Regions from separate parts of the Mus musculus genome. Here region 1 is linked to region 2. Evidence: chromatin loops called from intact Hi-C (ENCODE). Cell type or tissue: gastrocnemius. All regions are shown on one strand.

Region 1 (8,000 bases), 600 kb after region 2:
AGTATCTGTGAGGCTTGGTAACAGTCAACCATGTGTCCATCCTGCCACCTGCCCACCCATATCACTTATAGTCTGCTTATATCCCTCAGCCATAGCTTCTGGGCCCGCAGAAGTGCCCAGAAGCTGAAGGTTGGAGAGCTAGCAAATGGCACTGTCCCGCTGTTTACCTGGAGCAGGCTGGCTGTGTGGAGCCTGGGAAGGCGGCTTGGGTGCAAGGGATGCGGTGTGATTCACCCCATTCTCTGCTGGCGTTGTCCTGGTTTCGCTTGGAGCCTCGGAAGATGTTTCTCCAGGGTCAGCCTAAGATCATAAACATCTTTTTAACTTTCTGCTTCATACTGCTTTTATTTTCTTCCTGTAACAGTAAGGCTACACATTATGGCATTTTCAAAATTCCTCTGGAGTCTGAAATACCAAATTTGAAACTGTCAAGAAAGCAAGATTAACTCAGCATAGTGTGAAATCAAGAAGTGTCAGGTTAATTGCACAATGTGCTCTGTTTCCACTCCAACTTTCTCATGCTCCTGAATAAAGCCTTCCCACACTGCCTCTGGATCTCCCTAGATGCTTCCATCAAATGAGAGAACAGCAACGTTTAATGCAAACAAAGGACCATAGAGAGTCTGTCCAGCCTTTACAGATTTCTGCTATAGTGGTAGACAAGGAGAGGCTCTGTGGAAGGACTGCTAAGCCCGATGTCCTGGGATAGACACCCCTAGCTGAATACACATGTGAGTGAAACAGCTAAACTGATCTCAGCTTGGTTCAGAGTAGCAGAGACAGGCTTCTGAATAAATAACACAGAAGGAAATGCTAGTTTGATTCATGCCACCAGCTTCCATGTCACAGCAAAAACCAAAGTGATGGGTACGAGTGCAGACTTTGGAACCAGGTGTCCTTGGATTCAAATTCAGTCCATTTAGCAAGTCACTTACTTCTCTGTGCCGTGTCTCCATCTTTATCCTTGAGGGTATACATGAGTTAGGGATCATAAGATTGCCTACCTTATGAGGTTTCTTCCAGGATCAAAACAGTTAATGTTTGGTAAGTATCTAGAACACTTTCTGGTTCAAGCTAAATAAGTAAATGCACGAAACAGTTATGATGGTATGCCATTACCAATGGACAAAATGAAATGTGCCAAGACTTGTGAGCCTGTTATCCTGTCCACTCCATCAGCTATACCCTATTGAAGGTAAGCATTCAGTAAGTGTCTGTAGCATCAATGCCGGTCCTATAAAATAATTGCCTCTATAATGGTATAGTCCTCCAACAGTGCTTCCCCACACTCCAAGTGCCTGACAGCTGGTTTAGACTTGCTTTCCATGTCCACAGCAAGTTTTTCTGGTGACGACTTTATCCCAGCATCTTTCTGTGTAATGCATTTATAAGTTATTATCAGGGATATTTTCTTCCATGGGTCACCTGGACGTCAACCCTGTGACATTTTGGCATGTAATTACAAAGAGCACACTGGAAATTTTACCAAAGGAAGGCAGAAGTATAAACAGCATCACTGACTCATGTTCTCATTCCCTCCTAAACTTGCTACTTTTCATCCTTGAAACAAAGCCTTACTGTACAGCTATCGATGACCTTGAACTCATGATATTCCTGTAGCCTCAGAGGTGGCATTGGATCAGTTCGTTCCCCAAAGCTTAAGTCAACAAATAGCACTGCTGATTGTCCAGGTTTCTTCAGTGTACCTTCTCTCACTGGGATGGAGCAGGAGAAGATAAGTGTTGGTACTGGGCTGGACATCAAAACGGGAGCCTAGCCATAGAATCTAGAAGCATTAGATTTTGCTATTGGGAAATTATATCTTTTGACAGATGGATAACAATGATTGGTAAGCTCTGGTATGGTCACATTAAGTTAGATTCCATTAGGAATAATCTCCCTAGAGTCATATGCCAAGAGGAATGATGACATATTCTTTGTTCAACCAGACATCGCAAATGAGAGTCTCCTGGCTCAAGTGCTGCCTATGGGTGGTACCTATGGTGCTATGTGGGTTTTTTGTTTGTTTGTTTGTTTTCTGCATTGGTTTCCTATATTGCCAGATTTTTCCATGCAGGACATGTCATACACAGAGAAGGTTTTTCTTGAAAGACAAAAAAAAAAAAAAAAAAAAATCAGAGTTAACGAACTGGACCTATAAAGTGGTGACAAGGAGAAGAGAAGCCATACCCAAACCCAGAGGAAGCTGTTATAAGTGGGACAGGCATGGTTCAATTACCACCTATACCCACGAGGTGTTGAAATAAGATGAAAAATTAAATATTTCTGGGAACTTACACATTTTCAAATGACCTAAAGGCTAAAGTGCACCTCCAGGCTGCACTGGACCCAGAACAGCCTTGTCTGCGTGCCCTGACTCGAGGAACAGAGTTTGCCTGGAATCCCCAAGCCAGAATGCTAAAGGGATGTTGTGTCTGGAAATGACCTAGGCCAGGAGCCAACAAATGTGCAGCTCTCGCTTCCTCCACCCTGCCAGACATGCGTCAGGAGAAGAGGGCAAGGAAGGCACTGATTAACAAGATTTTTGAGTAGTCAAATTTCCCAGGGGCCTCTGAGGATTTTTTTTTCTGGGGATAAATGTGATACAGTACTGAGCATCTATGATGGCAAACAACAAAAGACTGATGTCTGACAGTTTTGCCAAGGGATATGTAGAAAAGCCCCAGTTTCCCCATTGGGGAAACTGATAACAGGAGAGGCTGGGATTCTGTGGGCTGGATGGTGCTTTGTCTTGGCTTCATCTCTGCCCAGCCAGGTGGGCTGCCCTTTTGGCACCATGGCTGAGTAATCAAAGATGATATTGAAAGTCAGCACTAAACTCTATTAAAAGTAAGCCAGAGGTCAGATAGGAGACTTGAGAACTTATGATAGTTTAAGGTCTGAATAGTTTTAATAGCAGGCATTCTGTGTTCTATGACAGTGGCAGCTTAGGTGAACATTAATACAACAGTAAGCTATGGCTAAGATAGTGTCACACAGAAAGATGAGGGAATTACCAAAGAACTCACCCTGTTGCACTAGAATGACATGCAAATAATAAAATATAAAATAAATAATACGGTTAAATACCTTCAGTTGTGAAATACTAAACTTAACTTTTTGAAATAATTGAGAAACTCAAGTCCTTCCCATCACATAGATGTGTGAGCTTTAATGCAAAACACAAATTTTCTGTGTCCAGCTCAAAGGAATCAATACTTTTACTATGTTTCTCTCCAGGCCTCTCTATGACAGTTACTTTCATGTGTTTCAACAAAACAAGGAGAAATCCTTCCCCAAAGTGCTAGAAATTATGAAATAAATAAAGGCACCAAAGATATGTTTTTTATAAACTTAATTGGAAGGCCACTGGGATCCAATTAACATGAATTTCAATTAAGGAAGGGTCATATGGTGGAACTTCAGTTGCTCTTACTAGATTTTTGCTTGTAACCTCTGCCACCTAGTGGGCATATGGAATTACTACAGTATATTTTTCTTTAAAATAAGGCCAAAAATGGCTTTTAAAATTGATTTCATATTTAAAAATTAAATCTTTCTTTCCAAGAGTTAAGGTAAACACAATCTCTTTGAAATTATACCACATGTAAATCAGTAAACCTCCGTTCTTATAAGTTTTGTAGAAGGTACGGTGTACAAATAAATGAAAAACACTTGTGACCTGGACACAGAAATTTTGGCTTTAATAAACAAAACAAGCGGCTGAGAATACATAGCTTTAAAAAAAATCTGTGGGATGTTTAACATGAAAGTAAAATATCTTTCAACTATGAGATGTTACTGGGGTTAGTAGAGGAGATGTTACTGAGGTCACTAGAGGATACTGGTTATTCCTGATTCCTGGGCTGGTAAGACAGCTCAGTGGGTAAAGGTAAGGCCAACAAGCTTGCTACCTATATTTGAGCCCAGGGCCCCACATGGTGGAAGGAGGGAACAAATATCAGCGCTTTCCTCGGAACCTACATACCTGTTCTGAGGCACAATCATGTATGCACACCTCACAACACACACACACACACACACACACACACACACACACACACACACACACACACACTAAGTAAATAAACAGATGTAAAATTCATTAAAACACACTGTCCCTTTCATGTGGTTTTAGGATGACAGCATGTTGCCTTGGACCCTGGTGGGTAGGGGAAAGGCTCGCCACTTTCCCAGAACACCATGAAGGAGATTTATAATTTCAGGGTGTGCCATCCAGTCTCCTGAGGATGGATGTGGGCAGTGTTTATGGCCTTGTTAGAGGCAGCATTTTGGTTGAAGCAGCTTTTCAGGATGTATAGTTAAGTTGTACCTAAACTTTCCACTAGCTGAATGAACCGAGCTATTGTACCTGTCCCATCCCTAAGAAATTCAGGCTCAGTCCTGAAAAACACACATCTTGGTTGGTCTTCTCCAAGTGCGTGGGAGGGAAGCACACCGGCATTTGCAGCCCACTTTGAAATGCATTGAAAAATAAAAATAGATAAGTGGACAGAGGAATTTATATGTTATCAAGCGAAGAATGCCACTTAATTGTGGACTGAGATAAGAGTATCAGTTTTAAGATTCTTTCAAGTTCAAGTTGTACTTGAAGAGTCTGGCAGCACAAGTGATGGGCAAAGGCTTTACGTCGTGAGCAAGTTTGTCTCCTGTCTTTAGTTTTTGGCTTAAAAAAACAGGGGTTATTCATTTACTTATCTCCCATATGTGCTTATGTGCACTACATATATGCCCTTAGAGGGGAGACGAGAGCGTTAGGTCATTTGGAATTATAGTCATGGATAGATTTAAGTCCCCATATGGGTGCTAGATACTGAACCTGGGTCCTCTGCAAGAGCAGCATGGATTTTAACCATGGAGCTCATCTCCTGCCTCATTTTTCAAATGTCTTAATGAACACCTGATACGTAAATTTAGTTTGATATCTTTTGCAATCAATGTCTGGCAAGCTCTTTCAGTAGTAACTAGATTGGAATCCAAAGGGCTCTTCTCTCATGAAGGCTGCACCCCAATTTAGACAAAGCTATCATTCCCACCACATATTGACCTAGGAGTGACCACTGCAAGTTTAATGTGTGAACTTTTATTAACTGACATCACTTTCTGGTTCAGAAGTGAGGAAGACAAAGTATGATTTTTCTCAGGGGCTGTGTATGTACATATATATCCATACTCATGCATATGTACATGTGATTTGATAATACATATAACGCGCGCGTGCACGCGCGCGCGCGCACACACACACACACACACACACACACACACACACACACACACACACATTCCAGCATAGTATCTGAGGTATAGCATTAAAATAACATTTATTCAAAAAATGAATGGATGGACGAATATGTTCACCTACAGTTTCCTGCTGGTATATAAGTAGTAGGTACACTTCATTGGCAAAGTCCTGAAACTATAGTATATGCTCAACCTTATGCTGAAATCAGAAAAAAAAAAGCATTTGAATGAATCCGTAATGAGTAAATTCGTGAATGGAATGAATGAAACTGCTTCTCTTTCTACAGTTGACTCGTTACCACAACTGGGGGATTAGAAAGCTATTAAATAAGAGTGCACATGACCCTGCTGACTACTTTATACACATGTCAGTGTCTATGTGAAAAAAATCACAAAGGCCACAGGCATTAAAGACTCTGAAATGTGTGCGAATTTTGGACCATCACCAATATCACTTCAGATCCTTAGAAATCTAAATGCCAGGGTTTCCTCCAAACCATCTGCATCAGATGGGAACCACGCATGGGTGGTAGAAGAACACACCCAGATGATTCTGAAACATGGTAAATACTGAGAGCCCTGCTACTCCAAACCAAGAAGGTTGTTGTAATGCAGAATTTTATGCCCTGTCCAAGATTTAATGAATTGGCATTATATCATGATCTGTGGGTGATTTTTAATGCAATAGAGCAGGGGGAAAGCCTTCCTTAACTGAGAGTCACACTTTTGTACTTCGTCTGCCATCAGGTGTGGCGTGGGCAATGATTCCAGTGTTTTAGAAGGACTTTAGAACACACAGTCCTGAGTTGCAACCCACTGAAAAGTGTCAGCACACACATAGAGATTTGTGAAAGCAGCTGGAGCAAACCAGTGGTTGATTTGCTGAAGTTCCAGTGGCTCTCGGGGTTTCTTGTGAGGTCTAACTTTTAATTAATTAGATCGCTCCACAATTACAAGCAATTGTTTCCTCCTCTAAAAATGGTGGCTACTCTGATTGCCTTAGGGCAGTCAAAGAAAGTGGCATGTCAAAGCTAAGTAGCCGAGGGATGAAAAGGAAACTGTCATTTTTTTTTCTTTTTTACAGAAACAATCTTATTGACTCTGAGAATTTCTCACAATGTGTCTTGTTCATATTTTTCCCCTCCTTCAACTGCTCCCATTATATCTCCCTTTCCTCACCCAACTTCATTTCTTCATGTCTTTAAAATTCAGGAAGTCCAATATGTGATGCCCATATACTCTTGGGAGTGGCACCATCTAAAGGAGTTTGGAGATTTCACCAGGGCCAAACCCTTAGAGACAACTGACTCTCCATCCCTTGGCAGCTATCAATTGTCCATAGCTCCTCTGAGGAAGGAGCCTTACCCCACTGCTTTATGCTGTGGTTTTGTCTGCCCTGAGCCTGTGGAGGTCTTGTTCCTTCTGTCACAACATCCAGATGTGCTCATCTGCACAGACACGCTGCTGTCCGGGAGAATAGGAAGAACCCCTCCTTGCTAACAAGTCTCCAGAACGCTGCAGATTTGTCACGTGGTGGTGTGGTGTAGATGTGTTTTACGCATAGTATGCTCCACAGGCCAGGAGATTCTGTCAGTATGAGTATCAGGCCCACACCCAGACCCACTGAATCAGGCTCAGCATGTCACCATCCTATCCTGATCGACCTAAAACTTGGAGACATTCTGGTATACACGAGGAGTTGAGAGATCACATCCCAACTCCTTTGTTTACAAGTTGTGTAACTCTGGGCAAGAAATCTAGCACTTGAGTACCTACATCTCCTTATCTGCTAAAAGAAATGATGGATACCTTAAGAAATACATGAAAGAGGGAGGGGCTGGCAGCTCCTGCCTGCAATCTTAGCTACTTAGGGACCGAGGCAGGGGGATCACAAGTTCATAAGCCATCCAGGCTACACTGTGAATTCAAGGCCATCCGTAAACAATTGATAGCTTGGGATATATTTCAATGGGAAAATATTTGTCCAACCAACCAAAAACCAACTAACAAACCAAAATGACAAATACGTTAATATAACTACCAGGTACATGGAAAGCAGCAGTGTTTATTACATGTACTTTCTCCCTGGTCCTCTGATATGCTGCTAGATCACTGTAGACACACACACACAAATTAAAAACAAGAAGTACCCCCCCCCAACTGTCAGATCCTAACTTCTTGACATATGGTCTTGGGCCAATGTCTAATATGGATGATTAGAGCCTAACCTGTAATGGCTCCTAGTACCTCATCCAAAATAGCCGCTGGGGAGGACACGAACCCACTTCTTCCCTGGGGTGTGGTCCCCTTTCTCTCAGGGAATTTGCCTGCTGTGTTTTTAATCTATAATATACATTACTTATTAGAAGATTTCTATCAGGCGCAGCTGGTAAAGGCATTTGTCACAACACCTAAAAACCTCAGTTTAAACCCTGAAACTCCACATTGTGGAAAGAGAAATGATCCCTGTCGCAGACCCTCTGGGCCCCTTTGTCTGCGTGAAATGGGTCTCAAGTCTCGGGTGGGCAAAGCGTAGGATGAATTGACAGACAGATGCACACAGGAGAGGTTGTGTTGGATCTGAATGTAATGTCAAGTTGAGCATCAGACTTTTTATACAGAAGACAATAAAGAAGTTGGGTTACATACCCACAAGGTACAAATGAGGTAACCGGATGCTTAATGACTCATACACAGAACAGAGGAATGAAAACGCAAAGACTGGCAGGAACTGGGCA
Region 2 (8,000 bases):
ACCTTGTTTCTCCTTACCTTCACGAAGTTCAGTCCATCATCGGGAAACTGTACCATTGCCTGTGCCCTTGCTATGCCTTGGACTCTTCTATCTCCTCCCTCTTTACTCTCTAACCACCAGGGCTGCTTCTGACCAGTTAAAAGCCCACTCTCACTGTTTTCCACACTTTTGCCTTTACTTTCCTCTAGGTGAGAGGCCACAAAGGGCCCGCCACAGTCTTCTATGATACCCTCTCCCCACTTAGTTTTATGTGAAACAGGTCATGTTACACCCTCATTTTTAATTTCTCATAGAAACTTCTCAATTACCTCATTTCCACCTGACACATATCACCTTGCTTCACCCTTCAATCATCCCATCTGCTCCACTCACGCCATCTCTGCTCTTACTGCGGTCCTGTGGTATGAAATGTTATTCTCTGTTTCTCTGCATAGTGAGTCCCTCTCTTCCTTATTCCAGTCGCCCTGTTCTCTCCTGGTCTCCACTTTAGCACTCATTTTTATTGTCATAATAGTTCGAGCCACAATTGAATTATAGGCTTCCTTGACTCTTTTACTCCGTGTTTCCCATCTGTTCTCCTGAACTGTAGGAGACCCGTAGAAGCTAACAAAAGGCAAAATGAAAGTGCATCCTAAGCTGGGCCTGACAAGTTCTAGGAACCCAATGACAACTTTCCTTGGCTGAATGGCTGGACTTTTTCATCCTTTTGCTAGGCGGATGCTTTTCTTGCCAGCTGGACCAGCTCTGTACCGAGGCTTCACCTGACACATCCAGAAGGCAGTTTCCTAATGATGCCAGCAGGGTAACCTTTGGCCCTGCGATACTGCGTCTCTCCTTGTCAGCTCTACTACTATAAACGGTGATATTTAAAAGTACCTGCCCAATTGGGTAGTGACCCTTAGAGGGTACAATTAATGAGTAATTTATAGGTCCTCTGAAACTTAATATTGTGAGAGTGTCAAATTCTGGTCCCACAGCAGAGAATTTTGTCCTATATAATTAAGAGAAAAACACAATACCTGGTTCTCTTGTTGTCACAGCCCCAAATTTCCCACAATAACTGCCACCCCTTAAAAACCATTTAAGAATGGGAATACAATGCCTCAGACCTTCTTGACGCTGTTTGCAACCGCTTCCTTGTGACTGTAGTCATCGGCAGAAAGTTCATTTCCAAATTTGTATTCAGGGTGGGCTTCTTCCTCTTGATCAGCTGCTTAACAGATAGAAAGAAAATTCATGAGGCTAAATAAGACCCTGCCCATAACCTTAAGAGAACTCGAGAGAAGGTTCATATGACCTACGCACATAACCAGGACCGGGAGACCACGCACCACCTCTACAGTGTCTGTTTCATACACAGTTGATTATCTTGAATTTGAAAGTCAAAAAACCAGAGTGTTCCAAAATCCTAAGCTGTGTGATCATTGTGGTAACAAACAAGGAGTTTCAGATTTCACGGTATTTTGGATATCACATTTTTGTATTAGGGATACTCAATTGGTAATCTATGAAATAGCTAGGAATCAGAAAATGTGAGCTTGGGGGTAAGAGCAGTCACCCAGAAGCCTGGTTTTCCAGGGCTCAGCAGGGTGGGCCACAGATTATGAAATTAAAAAAATTAAATGTAGAAAAATCTTGAGATCAGAACTACTTCTCCGGCCAAGTATTTTGGATAATGGGTACCTGCATAAGTAGTCTAACCTGATTATTTAGGCGTAAACCGTATATTCCTGGTAGATACTTAGTAACTAGGACTTATACAGAGTATCTGAATATATGTTAGCATTTCCTGAGCACACACAAGTCCATAGAGCACTCACAGTTATATTTAACTTTGCTACTAAATGCCGGATGCCTCACACTGTCTTATAACTAAGGGATTGTGTACAAACTACCGGATATCTTTAAGCTTCAGGGGCACTGGAGAATGAGAGCGCTTATTTTCTTAATATATATATATATATATATATATTATTCTTAAATATTTTGTATTTTTTTTAAATCTGAAAAATCTAATGGTTACATATTATACATCCAAAGATAGCTGAACTGATATCTGATCTGCCACTCACTGCGTCGATGAACAAAATAGAGATGAAGTGTTCATAGTTCTTAAATAACGTAACAGCTCCTACTTCCTGCATCTAGGGCCCGGGTTCTTGGATGGTATAACTTAGCAAATGTTGTGAGATGCTGAAATTACACAGAGGCCACAGGGGATGCTCTGCTACAATGACCCAGCTGAGCTCCACAGATGGTTAAACTAGAGAGCAATCTTGTCTAAATTGTCTACAAATCTTAAAAAGATGCCGACTCCAGATGTCCACCTGCTAGCAACTGTATTAAAAAAAAACTCAAGAACTAGCCAAATAAACCCCAGTTGCTCACAAAATCCTGAGAGGTAATTATAAATCACCACAGATTTCTGCCTCCAAATGTGGATGGTGCATTATGTAATAAGGCACAAACATTATAGGAACTAACTGAATAATACCAGAGATCTTTGGTCATTTAGATCCCACTAGGCACAGAGAAACACAAGGAAGCCAAACGCTATGGTTTTTTCTCTGAGATTGAAGTTAAACCCTATGGAAACTTGGCTTGTTTCTTAATGGAATCTCTCCCACAGTGAGGGTCTTCAATAAGAGACAGTGAGTAAAATTAGGTAACTCTCATAGCTTTTGGGTTTCACCTATGTACCTAGTCTAAAATCAGACATAGTCCATATGTGTGAGTAATAAGAAAATTTCTACAAGTAATTAGTCTTAAGTCAGTCTGTGCACCATGGTTCCATAAAGCAATGCAAGTTCCAATCACCTGGCCAGGTAATTCTCAGGATACATGGCCAGGAGATCACGATCTGAAAACATCCCCAAACTTTCAAATGGCCCACTTGTGACTATTATTACTAAGTAGTATATTATTATTTTTCAGTGCAGAGAACCGAACCGAGGGCTTTGCTCAGACTAGGCAAATATGCTATCGCGTTACAACCCCAGCACCAATTTTAAACAGCACATCATGGCTGGCTATATTGAGAGGCTAAATAGGTGATGGTCAATATTCATATTTTCAGTAAGGCTTCCAGGGACCCTGGTTGAGAAGGCCTCATGCAGGTTAAACCTGTGCTATATCACTGAGCTACACCCAGGCTTAACAAAATTGCAATATAGGCTTTGACTCTCAAGTTCACTTTATGAGCATCAGTCAATCACTTCACTCGCTTCTCTTATCACATGTCTTATTACTATCAGTAACAAAACTGACATTCATGTTTTTCTTTACAAAACATAAAGGATTATAGAGTGGACCTTTCAAAAATTCTCTTCAACTCCTGCCTAATACAGCAAGTGATTAAAGGCCGAGTCTCTGACTGGAAATCTTTTCTGAAGGGCTCAGTTCACAATGGGAAGGGAGACAGCTAAGCCACTAACATCCAGTGCTCAGATAAAATGGAAATAACAGTATCTATAAAAATGCCATTCCCTCAAAAGATGAAGTACTCCTAAATATTTAGCAAGATAAAGTCATTGCTAGTCAAAGGAGTTTGTTAAGAGAGATTAATGTTTTTCTTATTTCCAATATAACCCTTTTAAAAACTTGTACCTTAAAATGACATCTCATAACTCTTTGTGTGTGCAGAAGTGTGTATGTGTGTGTGTGTGTGTGTGTGTGTGTGTAGGAGTGTGTATGTGTTCAGGAATGTGTGTGTGTATGAGTGTGTGTGCGGGGAGTGTGAGTGTGTGTACGTGTCTGTGCAGGAGTGTGTGTGTGTGTGTGTGTGTATGAGTGTGTGTGCGGGGAGTGAGTGAGTGTGTGTGTGTGTGTGTGTGTGTGTGTGTGTGTGTGTGTGATGTCTGTGGCATACGTTTATGTGTGCCAATGAGAGTATGTGAAAGACAGTGAGTATATGTCCACAGTGCACACATGGAGATCAGAGGACAACCTTGGTTGTCAGGCATCACCTCCCATCTTGTTTTGAGGCTGGCTCTCATGGTGGTTTCTAGTGCTTTTGCCAAACTAGCTGGCTCATGGACTTAAAGAAATTCTTCTATCTCCTCCTCCCATCTTCACGGGCATTGCAGGTGTTCGTGTTAAGCATGTGGATTCTGGGTATTCAGATTATAATCTGCACGCCTGCACGGCGAGCATTTTACCCATGCAGCCTTCTTCCCCGGCCCCACAACTCACCACTTTCTATTTCCTCTTCATTGTCGTCTTCCAAGATGCTAGCTGGGGCGGCTGACTCTCCAGCTTCCATCATGCTTTTCAAAGCTTCAAGCTGTTCTGTAAGTATCATCACACACGGAGATGAGAACAGATGCTAGATCGCTTAGGAAGTGTGAGAAACTCTCTGTCTTCCCCTTCCGTCTTTAGGGGCATCACGGGTGTTCAGGTTAAGCGTGTGGATTCTCGTTGATCAGACTCAGATCCTCACGCATGCACGGTGAGCGTTTAACCCTGGAGCCGCTTCCCCGGCCTTACAACACTGAGATGTTTCCAATGTGAGCGTAAATTAATTTATCTTTTATGAACAAAACCGTGGCAATGTATGTAGCAGTACAAACCCTTTTTCCTTCTGTATTTTTTGCACGTAAACACATGGAGGGTTTCCACTGAATGGACCAGTTGTAAGAACTAAGGATTAATGGGAATGTAGTGGAATAACGCTGGAAGATAAATGTACTATCTGCATTCCACCATTCCTTTCCCAAATCTGTTCTAAATCAGATTTCATCTAGACAGCCGAACTGCTCAAAAGCCACATGTGCAACTGACTTACTCTTTTCAACTTCAGGCTTCAGCCTCTTATTCTTGATGAGTATTTTTCTTTTGAGGTCATTAGGAGACGGCAAGGGCCTTCCTGGTTCAAGCTAGAGATATATAGAAAGAGCTCAGTTAGGTAGGGACTTCATGCTCGATTCCGGAGCGGAAGAGCCCCAGGGGCCGGGAGTCATACCAGCCAGCATCCACTAGATGGCAGTGTGCACAGCTCTGCTTCTGCCCAATGCTCATTAGCTCACTGAATTCAACTTTAATTTAAACAATGCTGTAAAGCTGGAGCACCCCCAGTCTTCTGGGGTATACAGATGGATCCAAGCTCCCTAGTAGAGTAGGGTCTGACCTGAGAGGGGCTGGGGGTGGCAGTCCTGCTGTATGGTGGGCTTTTCACATCTCAGGTCCATCATAAAGCACTTGAATGGCCTCAGATCGCCCCTGCGTCTGCAGCAGGTCACAGACTAAGCCTCTCTTCTCACCAGACTGACGTGGGATTTTTATGGGTTCTCTAAACATGGGAGAGTTTTGAATGGCTAGAATCTGAACTTCGCTGTGGTGTCATGTTTGTACTTTACAGGAAGTTAAGTCTGTTTAGGTCATTTTCTGTGATCAGTGGGACTGGCCTCTGTCTACCTATTCACTCCCCATCCACCCAGCTATTAGCCACACGCTCTTACCTATGCATCTTTCCACACAACCATTTATCTCACAACTCATTACTTTACCCTATGTTTCAGAAGCAAGTCTATGCATTGACTTCTTAGGACTTTTAACTGACGGCTGCCTGCTGCAGGCTGCCTGGTGGCACTGGTCCCTTCCCTGGGAATGTGTACGTCCCTTCACAAAAAAAAAAAAATCACACTTACAAGGGGAAACAAAATAGTCATAGGAGGCAGAGGGACGGAGGGAACTGGGTGGGAGAGAGGGATGGGTGGTTAGGATCAGGTGTAGTGAGAGATAGGAGAGAGGCCAGAGAATAAATGGAAATGGGATGTCTAGGAAGTCCTAGAGACCTGGGATAGTAGTCAATGCTGGTGACCTTAGCTGAGATGCCTAACAGTGGGGATATGGAACCTGAAGAGGCCTGGAGGACCCCCCAGTGGAGGGATAAGGACACCAACTAATCCAGAAAACTTTTGACCCAAAATTTGTCCTGTCTAAAAGAAATGCAAGGATGGAGCAGAAACCAAAGGAAAGGCCAACCAATAACTGGCTCAACTTAAAACCCATCCTATGGGCAAGAACCAGCTCCTGACACTATTAATGACACTCTGTTATCCTTGTAGACAGGAGTCTAGCATAATTGTCCTCTGGGAGGCTTTACCCAGCTGAAAGAGATGCAGATACCAACAGCCAAGCATTACACAAAGGTCAGGGACACTTATGGGAGAGTTGGGGTTAAGGACTGAAGGCCCTGAAGGGGATGCAAACCCTACAGAGTCAGCAAACCTGGCCCCCTGTGAGCTCTCAGAGTCTGAGCCACCAACCAAAGAACATTCAGTCTTCATGGCTGCCTGGTCTGGCCTCAGTGGCAGATGATGTGTCTAATCTGGCAGAGACTTCCAGGGTTGGGGGGTACCCAGCGGGTCCCACCTTCTCAGAGGAGAAGGGAAGGGACTCTGTGAGGGAGGGACCTGGGGGATGAGCAGCATTTGGGATGCACATTAATTATTTAGTTAATTAAGACAAACACAATGGCCTTTGCAAATATCAAGTCTCCTCTCTTACCCAAGAGAACAGAAGGCTAAGGAAACCACAGCAATAAAATAAATCAAGGATGCTTCTTTGGACAGAATCCCTCAGAGTCATCTTCCTAGACAAGAACTAACACATCACAAGTTTAAGCCGGTTCCTGCACAGGTCAACAGAGAGGTGGAGAAGCAAGAGAAAGGAGGAGACGGCCAGTGAAGGATGTAATTCAGATGTTATCACTGGGGCACCCCAGGGTGGCAAACAGGGAATCTAGCTGGGGATCCCAAGGGTCAGAAGAGAACAGGTGCTCAGAAATAGCCCTTAGGAACACCGAGTGAGGGGATTTGTGGGGGAGTTCATTCTCAGACCCCGTCCGGCCTGTCTCTCATGTGATCGGAGCCTGACCACTGACTAGAGGTCATATTCCACAGAGAGCCATAGGCACTGGCAGCCAACAGTCAGGCCAAGTGTGGAGGAAAGAGGGAGTGCGGGGAGTGCAGCTGCCCCAGTGCTTCAGCAGGCAGCAGAGAGCAAAGGATGCAGCCTGGCCTCCATGCGCTTTCTGCTGCCACACACACCTTTGGGAAAAATCCACGGTTAGAGCAGCCAAGTCATTCACGTAGCAAACACCCTCTTGTCATGCATGGACTTTCCTGCCCCTCTCCTTTTGTCGAATGCTACCATAGTCACAGGAAGGCTGAACAGCCTAATAGAGCACTTTAATTTTAGCAAGCCTTGCTTCTCGTAACACCTTGCCACAGTGCATCTCATCCTCTTGGATGTTAGGGATCCTGACAGAAATCCAAGGAATTCTCTGGAACGCTTACAAATGCATTCAGACTCCATAAAGCCCTCCTATGGACCACGGACTTTAATAACAAGTGCTTAATGAACAACCTGGCAGGTATATAATGAAGTTCAAAAACGGTCATGTGACTTTGCCTGAGTATTTACTTTGGAGTTGGGAACTTGACCTCTGTGTCTTAGGACATCAGTCTGGAGCTTTTCCCACAGCGACGGGCTCCCATGAGTGTTGAACCCTGGGCACACATTTGTTCACCTGGAGGACTTAAATCATGCACCTGCTTATGACCCTGGGTCAATCAGAACCGAACCGGTGTAGGTGGGGCCCTAGTGCAGGTGCTTTTACGGGTATCTGAAGTGACTCAGAATGCAATGGACACTGGGACGCACGGAGGGGCCTGGACTCTTGGCTTGGAAGCTTTATGAAACATAAAACACGAGGTCCTGAGAGCAGCCGGATTAAACCAAGTCAGATGTTTACTTTGTGTTCCTCTCTACATCCCTCTGAAGCACGATAAAAGCTTTTTGTACCAGAGAATCTAAATAAATATGAAAATCCTTAGTATTCAGCCTCCAGTGCTACTTGACCCCTGAAAAACACATTTCAAAACAAATCCATTCATGCTGGAACTCTGGTTTGCTAAAAATACGTACTGGATGCGACTCAAGTGCTTGTTTCAACAGGAGATCCCCAAATAGATCTTCACAATACTTGGACATCTTGT

Evidence for each region. Hi-C counts contacts between places; a loop is a spot of excess contacts. Peaks named below come from ENCODE experiments on the same cell type or tissue, not always from the same donor. Only the 100,000 strongest peaks of a DNase experiment are listed, where the experiment ranks them.
Region 1: it touches region 2 in a loop (3-fold over the local background); 20 of 42 quality-filtered maps call a loop at or near these places.

The regions. Positions count from the first base shown.
Region 1 is chr2:135,351,954-135,359,953 of GRCm38, reverse strand. Plcb1 (phospholipase C, beta 1) reads right to left here. Exons shown (of 32, transcript NM_001145830.1): 24 at 168-300. Among named protein-coding and RNA genes, the nearest start is that of 4930545L23Rik, 140 kb to the right of the region's middle. In gastrocnemius, a CTCF peak has its summit at 3,485 (motif pointing left); a DNase peak (open chromatin) is centred at 2,470.
Region 2 is chr2:135,954,929-135,962,928 of GRCm38, reverse strand. Plcb4 (phospholipase C, beta 4) reads right to left here. Exons shown (of 39, transcript NM_001355153.1): 17 at 7,930-8,000; 18 at 4,784-4,874; 19 at 4,192-4,287; 20 at 1,110-1,210. Among named protein-coding and RNA genes, the nearest start is that of Lamp5, 99 kb to the left of the region's middle. In gastrocnemius, a CTCF peak has its summit at 4,976 (motif pointing right); DNase peaks (open chromatin) are centred at 4,983 and 6,941; H3K27ac peaks cover 1,983 bases.